Regions from separate parts of the Homo sapiens genome. Here region 1 is linked to region 2. Evidence: chromatin contacts called from ENCODE Hi-C or POLR2A ChIA-PET data. All regions are on one chromosome and are shown on one strand. The core of a region is the stretch at or near the end of the contact, and the rest is flanking DNA. Distances in the headings are between cores, read along the strand shown. Region 1 overlaps ASCC2 (activating signal cointegrator 1 complex subunit 2). Region 2 overlaps NF2 (NF2, moesin-ezrin-radixin like (MERLIN) tumor suppressor).

What was found. Hi-C counts contacts between places; a loop is a spot of excess contacts on that map. ChIA-PET counts read pairs that join two places held with the same protein, here RNA polymerase II (POLR2A). Pooled maps may share reads with other maps.
Region 1: a loop to region 2 is called in a pooled map, with 1.9 times the contacts of the local background. The contact joins two enhancer-like sites. A Hi-C loop is called at or near these places in 1 of 168 maps with a recorded cell type or tissue (PC-9) and 1 of 50 pooled maps. POLR2A ChIA-PET finds 5 or more read pairs at or near these places in 5 of 52 experiments (PC-3, PC-9, WTC11 and 1 more).

What each region holds. Positions count from the first base shown.
Region 1 is chr22:29,797,492-29,801,521 of GRCh38, forward strand. ASCC2 (activating signal cointegrator 1 complex subunit 2) reads right to left here. Exons shown (of 20, transcript NM_032204.5): 15 at 3,500-3,619. Among named protein-coding and RNA genes, the nearest start is that of UQCR10, 32 kb to the left of the region's middle. RefSeq lists enhancers at 1,198-1,698, 1,699-2,199, 3,091-4,030. Within about 2 kb of position 1,885, at least 31 of the 41 ENCODE cell types and tissues checked have a DNase peak (open chromatin) inside an H3K27ac peak, as active enhancers do.
Region 2 is chr22:29,688,183-29,692,088 of GRCh38, forward strand. All of the region lies in intron 15 of NF2 (NF2, moesin-ezrin-radixin like (MERLIN) tumor suppressor), which reads left to right. Among named protein-coding and RNA genes, the nearest start is that of CABP7-DT, 30 kb to the right of the region's middle. RefSeq lists enhancers at 42-543, 544-1,043, 1,263-1,763, 3,047-3,667, 3,668-3,906 and a silencer at 1,616-1,847. Within about 2 kb of position 1,814, at least 4 of the 41 ENCODE cell types and tissues checked have a DNase peak (open chromatin) inside an H3K27ac peak, as active enhancers do.

The DNA of each region.
Region 1 (4,030 bases), core at 635-3,134, 110 kb after region 2:
CACAGGTCTCCTGATTCAGGTCTGCTTTGCCACTTCCTGGGCTGTGTGACCACAGGCAAGTCCCTTAACCTCGCTAAGTCTCAGTTCCTTCTCTTGGCACCCACTTCCCAGGGCTGATGTGAGAAAGAAATGACATGTCGAAGCAGATCCAGCACTTTCTGGGCTCAACAAAGTGAATCCTGTTTCTTTTACTACAGGACTTTTCAGAGCCTTAATGTGCTCTGCGACTCCCCAAAAGGCAGACCAAGGGCACAGACACTTAAAATAAAATTTTAATTATTATTATTTTTTGAGACAGGGTTTCACTCTTGTTGCCCAGGATGGCGTGCAATGGTGTGATCCTGGCTCACTGCAACCTCCACCTCCCAGGTTCAAATGATTCTCCTGCCTCAGCCTCCCGAGTAACTGAGATTACAGATGCCTGCCACCATGCCCAGCTAGTTTTTTGTATTTTTAGTAGAGATGGGGTTTCACCATGTTGGCCAGGTTGGTTTTGAACTCCTGACCTCAGGTGATCCACCCACCTTGGCCTCCCAAAGTGCAGGGATTACAGCCACCACGCCCAGCCGGCACAGATATTTTTAGAACACATGTTGTCTTCCAGGGCACCATGGAATGGTCCAAAGGGATTAGGGGACCCTGCCTCTTGCCCACTGACTCCTTCACTGGCTATGATATACCTGTAGCACATGTATTGATGTCTCCACAACAGCCATGCTGCACCTCACCCATTCTCCAAACAGACCCTACATTTTCTTTAGGTCTTTCTACCTTTCCGTTTCACCCTGGAGCTCCAGGCCTGCACCCTGTGAGTTGGTTTTCCTGATGAGATATGAGGGGTATTGGAGACTTCTGGGAAAGGTATCCTAGGCTCTAGGAGAGACACAGGAAGACCTGGTCTGGACTATCTCCTGGCACTGTCATGTCTGGAAGCCATAGTAGAAACAGCTGCAGCCCCTCTGCAGCCTCAAAGGAAGTAGCCTGACCACGAAGTGAGGCCCCAAGAGACTGGAAAGATACATTCTGGATGATAGGTCAACCAAGCCTAGACGGCCCTACCTTACACCGCCTTGTCATGCAAGGGAACAGATTTCCTTACTACTTAAGCACTGAGTACAGCCTATCTGATTCAACAACGAACACATTTTAACTCCACTACCATCTGCAGCGTCCTACCTAATTTCTCATGGGATTAGGACATGTGTCCCTGCCGAAGTTCCTGTGTACCCCACCCCAGCACCTCCCACTCTGTCCTTACTTGTTTAATGGTCTTTCTTATGATCATTTGAGGGCAAGGCCGGGTATCCAGCTCACCCTGTTTCCCTGGTGTCTAGCATAGGATCTGGTGCTACTAAATCTCTTAATAAATATTTGCTGAATGAATAAATAATGAACACATGAATGGAGGCTTTGCCTCTTTGCAATCTGCAGCCCCTGGGCTACCCAGCACAGTGAGTCTCTCTGCGTGCCAGCCCAGAGGGCCCCAGGAACAAGGGCACAGTGTTCCAGAAACCTGGCCACCTCAATGCCAGCCACTCTGCTGACCCTGACAGCTGGGACCAGCCCCTTGGCAAATGCTCGTAGGTGACTTATGACCTAGGTGGGGTGAGATGAGACTTTACAATACCATGGGCCCTGGACAAAACCACAGATCAAGGTGAAAGGCCATATCCAGAGATGGCTAATCTCTGTGGGGAACTTACCAATCAGGCTTCCTGGATTGGAGCAGGGGGCCAGGCTTCTCGCCAGCCTGGAGGACCCCTTGTCTGCCCCTTGCCCACCGCTGGAGCTACAGAGGGCCATGCTGGCCTGGAATAGCGGCCACTGATCCAGGATAACATCTTTGGCCTGGGATCTGGGGGTGTTGCAATGTGTATGACTAAGCAGTTTGCAAGTGCTTCCTGTCCAGCCAGCCAGACGGCTTTGTAGTTGCCCTGCGCCAGTTCCCCAAGCCCTCAGCCAGCCAAGCTTTTAGCAGTGGACAGCCCTAGGGAGGGGTAACAGCACAGGGCCCTAACTGAAGAAGCAGCTGGCATTTCCGCCACTGGGGCTCCTACCACAGGAACAAGGCTGGCTGGTCTCCTCCCTCTCTGAACCTCACGGTCCCCATTCACGTGATGGTGAAAGAGCAGCCTGTACTTGTAAAGAAGTCCCCTGATTTCTAGATTCCATGCAGAACTTTGGGGGACTAGAATACATCTTATTTTGCTGTTCTCTACTTGGATGTTGTACTCTTTACCATGACATCCAACTCTCTGTCCCTCTGATGGGTCATCATTCCAACGCTGGGTGAACTCTCTTATTTTTTTTTCTTGAGACAGGTTCTTACTGTGTCACCCAGGCTGGAGTACAGTGGCACGATCACAGCTCATTGCAGCCTTGACCTCCTGGGCTTAAGTGATCTTACTGCCTCAGCCTCCAGAGTAGCTGGAACTATAGGCGTGTGCCAGCACACCCGGCTAATTTTTGTATTTTTTGTATATATGGGGTTTCGCTATGTTGCCCAGGCTGGTCTCGAACTCCTGGACTCAAGTGATCCACCTGCCTTGGCCTCCCAAAGTGCTGGGACTAGGCATGAGCCGCTGCACCCAGCCCTGATCTTTTCAAAACATAAAATATGCTGGCTTTGTCGGTTCATGGGACCCTTTGCTGTGCTCACTATGGCCTCGGGACCACTGTCCCTGTTGCTCTGCTTGGGAAGCTTCTCCTTCCCTCCTTTGCAGAAGTGACCCCTCCTCACCCTTTAGCTCTCGGTCCCATGTCATGTTCTCAGAGGAGCCTTCTTGACTGGGGTGAAGCCCTACCAAAGGCTCAGAATTCTGTGCACCTCCAGCTTGTAGTATTTGTTATACCTGCAATTTGATGTTGCTTGTTTGATGAGTTGATTAATGCAAACTCCACGTGGGCAGGGGCCGTGTCTGTTTCACTCCCCACTATATCCCCAGAACCTAATTAATCCAGAGCCTAGAATGCTGTAAGTATTAGACAAATATTTGTTGAATAAATGGATAAATCATGAACGGAATTTTCAATGCCAAAAAAGTAGGAAGGACATAAACTAAAAATAAATAGAAAGGCCTTAAAGTGGAATATGTTCACCTTCTGAAAAGCTCATTCAAAGTCCTTAATTTTCTCACAGCCTGGGGAAAATCAGGTCAAAGAGTGGTTTCTGGGAAGCACTGTCCACCAGTGATTTGATGGTTAACACATTAAAAGATGTAAGAAGAAGGGAAGAGGGGGATAGTTTTGGCCCTTCTGGCCTTTTGCTATCAACAGGGGGGATTCACTAACAGCCTCCCTGCACAGAGTCAGAACCTGAAGCCTGATCAGTAGAGAACCTGCTCCTAACCACTGGGGGTGCACAGGTCTAGGGTTGTGAAGGGATCCCTGTGCTGATACTCCATGGCCAATTCTGCGAAGATGGAGCCCTTGGTTTCCCTGTGTCCTCTCTGCACTTCCAGAGTTGGGGTATCGGAACCCCATGGCCCACTGCACTCACCTCTTGCCCTTGTGCACCCGGCTCAGGTCTACTGAGTCCCTGCTGAACACATCAAACTCGTCATTCTGGAAGACGTTGTGGCGAGACGTCAGCAGGGGTGTAGGGTCTGGTTTCATTTCTCTGGGTGGGGGACACAGAGATCAATTTAAGGGGGCCCTGCCAGCTGATGCAATCTGCACCCCACTTCCCCCTGCTGTATTAAATCCATCGGATTTTTCAGTTCCCTTCAACAGGCACTCCTAGGACACAATCTCAAAACCTTGAAGAGGGAGATAAGCTGCTGCCTGATCTGGCCTCTGCCTGGGTATGCAGCCACACCTCAAACAAAGCTCCCCCTCATTCTCTGCATGCCATTCACACAGGGTTTCCTTCTGTTTCTTAAAAGCGCTATCCCACATTTAATGCTCGTAATAGTCGCATAAGATCAGTAGTCACAGATCACTCAACCTCATTGTGCCTCAGAGGCTGAGGAACTTGTCCAAAGGCACAAAGCTAATTTCTCAAGTTAACAAGTGATTGGTAAACATCACT
Region 2 (3,906 bases), core at 564-3,063:
GTGTTGAAGAGCCTACAAACCTGCCTTGCCTGCCTAGGTACTTTACCACCATTTGGAGATGCCTGAGGATATTACCAGGCCTTATTTGAGGCAGTAAAACACCCTGTTCGGCCCCTCGGCACTGAAGATGTGTTTCAGTGCAGCTCTCCTCGGCACCGGATTCGTTGCTGCAACAGTGGGAGGGAAGAGCCAGATGCAAACTCGTTCTGCGAGCCCGAGGTTCTGTTCTCATGATCCTTGCTGTGATTTCTCTTTTGATGTTGGCAATTTTAAAATGACATCAGTCTATCTGGACCTTTTTCCTAAGGCTCTTGCTCAGACCACTCAGTAGATAGCCGCCACCTGCCCAGTGAGGTGAATCAGGCCCATTAGGCCATTTGTCAGGGGAAGGAACAGAGGAGCAGCGGAGGGCCCCGCCGGCCAGTGCCACAGGGCAGCCTGCAAAGCAGGTAGACAGGTTTTCAGGCAGCTTTTGCTGCTTTGGGTCCCTCAGGGATTAATACACAAAAAGGGCCCCTTGGGTATTCAGTGGCAGATTTCTCTTGAGAGCAGATAAAGTCGCTAATAACAAATTGGATTTGTTCATTGGGGTGGACTTGGCCTTTCGTTCCACCTCTGTGTAGGATAAGTGTGTGGATAGTGCTCCCACTGTGCACATCACCATATGGCATTTGGGTGCAGCTGTCCCTAGCCAGACTGCAGAAAAGCTTGATCTGGGCCGGACGCGGTGGCTTATGCCTGTAATCCCAGCACTTTGGGAGGCCGAGGCAGGCGGATCACGAAGTCAAGAGATTGAGACCATCCTGGCCAACATGGTGAAACCCTGTCTCTACTAAAAATACAAAAATTAGCTGGGCGTGGTGGCATGCGCCTGTAGTTCCAGCTACTCAGGAGGCTGAGGCAGGAGAATCACTTAAACCCAGGAGGCAGAGGCTGCAGTGAGCGGAGATCGCGCCACTGCAGTTCAGCCTGGCAACGGAGTGAGACTCCGTCTCAAAAAAAAAAAAAAAAAAAAAAAGAGAAAGTAAAGAAAAGCTTGATCTGGCCACTTAGTACAGCCATCCCCCTTTACTGGCCCTTCCTCTTTGCTTATTTGGAAGGGGGAAGGTTTCCCACACCCCAAACCAAAGATTCTTTTGGAATTTGCTGCTGCTGGATTCAGCTGTCACCTTTCTGCTCTGAGTCTGCTTTCTCCCTGTGGATCCGGTGCCAGAGGATCTGCACGTCCTTTTGTGTCTACACCCTCCCCCGCTCCTTCGTTTTCAATATGTAGTAGTGGAGAGGAAGTGTAACATGATTTTAGGGCTCACATTTCAATTCCACTGCATTTTTATGGGACAAGCAGAGACCCAGCGCCTGGAGTTATTAGGTTAGTATCTAAAATGGGTTCAGTACTGTGAGTCTTATTGTTTAAAATGAATGAGATGGTCCCCTCCTACCTTCTTTTCTCCTCCCCTGGGATGAGTGGATTGAGGCAAGGCCCCCAGAGACTAGTTGAAGGAATCCTGGTGCTCTGATTAGTTTTGTTCCCCAGCTTAATTGTACAGCTTCCTTTCTCTCACCACTGATAGCCAAAGTAGCTCTGTGTCTCCCCCAACCTTCCCTTGCTTTAGGAACAAGATGATCACAATGCAGCCTTGTGAATCAATTTTCTGTCTGTGCTGATGAAAGTGTAATTCATTCTTAATCAAGCAGCCTTGCTGCTGCAGGCTCCGTGCCGGAATACATTTAGTTACCCTCCCATCACTTTGGGAAACGATCCCCCAAAAGGGCTTTTAGAGGAGAGCTGGAAGGAGAGTTGGCCGTGCGCCTCATGCTGTGGTTTTCCAGCAGGGGGCACTCAGGAACGATGCTGGCGGAGGCTTTGTAGCTGGAAGCCGTCTGCTGCTGGCAGGGCAGCAGGAGAATGTTTGTCACAGGTGCCTTCCAGGCTTGCTTTCTCCAGACCCTGGGGCCATTTCTCAGAAGTACCCTAATGGGCCACCCAAAATCCTCAGGTAGCAGTGAGGAGGAACAGTTGAAGATGCAGATTGCATGCCTGGGTTAGAGAGTGCCGGCTGGGTACCAGGTTCTTTTAGCCAGCCTCTTCTGTCTTTTTAAGTAGACAGATGTGTCTCCTGAATCTGAACTTGTTTAGATTGGGTGGATGTGTCTGTTTTTGTCACACCACACACAATTTGGGGAGCGTAAGGAGGCCCAGCTCTGCCAGAATGGAACTCTCCTAAGTTCTCCCCTGCCGTCTCACAGCCTGCTGGCTGTCACAAACAGCTGGCAGTTTTATGGACAAGTGGGCAGGGGAAAAGGGACCCTGCCGGGGCTGAGTCTCGATGTTGGGCAGGAAGTAAAAGCCAGGACCCAACAAGTGGATCAGAGGGGGGATGTGAAGATGAACAGTCAGATAGCAATAAAGCCTCATAGATCTGCCCCAGAGAAAGAAAAGGAAGTTCGTCTCCTCAGAATGGAATTGGATTAGTGACAGACTTGAGCAGCCGGTTCAGTCGAGAGAGAACTTAATTCCTCCTGTGTTATTCACACGGCTGATTCTAATCAGATGTGAAGAGACAGCTGGAGGAGAGCAGCGGGTCAGCCCATGCCTGGTGCGGAGGCTTCATGTTCTTGTAGGCATCTTCAGGGAACTGGCAGGAGCGCTTTGGGTTGGAGACTCTGAGCAGGGCCCTTGGGTTTATAGCCTGCCCAAGGAACTGGGCCTGGCTGCGGGACTCCCATGGTTGGACCTTGTCTAGATTCAGTGAAAGTTTTGAAGGACAGTGCATGACAGACGTCACTGGTCAGGTTCACCAGAGCTTGGCTCACTTGTCTTCAGAAGGATTCAAAGGCAGTTGACCAGACTTGGCAAGTCCCAGACTGGTGCAGCCACTGTCCTCGAGACCCTGGTTGTACACCCTGAGGTGCTTCTGCTTCATTACCTGCTGAAATTTGGAGACCTCTTCTTCCTGGATAACCTTCAAGATACTCATTGTGCATGCGAGGAATTCCCCGCCCTCCTGGGGGGACTCCACTCCCCAGGCAGGCAAGGTTGGGCAAGGGGAGGGCTGTTGCTGGATTGCCAAAGGGAGCATGGACATTTTTGTTTGGAATTCAGGGTGGGAATGGGACTCACCAGAGTGGCTTCAGTGCTCAACTCACAGTGCAACATAGGACAAGGTGAAGGCCTTCTTGGGAGGCCTCTTCTGGCTCTAGCAAGCAGGTGTTGCTGGGCAGTGTAGAGGGACCCAGGCCGGTTGCTGAGCAGGAAGATGTACCTAACACTGATGGGCCTGCACACCTTAGGGTATGAGAGCATCGCAGGGGAACCAGGAAACTTGTTAGCTGGTTTTCATGTGTTTAAAAAGAAGACTCGGAGGCAGAGTTTATTTTATGAAGGGCTAGCTTTTTGCCATTTCTTCTGAGCTTTTGCCTTTTCCTTTATGAATACTTCCTGCCTATGGGTGTACTGTAAATGTAACAGCCAGTGAGCTTTCTAGAAGCAGCAGATGGTGAAAGATCCACAGGTGAGGAGCCTGCCCACTGGAGGGGCGAGACAGTGCCCAGGCAGGGCGTGCAGGTGGCAGAGCTGTTTGCATGCTCCGCGGGGTGGCTTCCCAAGCTCTCTGTAGAAAAACTGCCTGAGGGCAAATGGCTCCACTGAGCTGCTACCTGCAGGAAAGAAGCTCAAGGGCTCTCCTCGTCTCACTGCCTGCCTTCTTCACCTGCTGGGAGGAGGGCATTGTGGTGTCTGAGATAAAGGATACCCCCAAGGTGGAAGCAGAGCCATGGGGGTGGCCTCCAGCAGCAGGGAGGAGCATTGTGCAGTAAATTCTGACTCCGGGGCTCCTGTGGGGATTGGAACCCATAGGAATTGCACAATGAGGGTAAAGGATGGGGCGGCAGCAGCCAGGTCTGTCT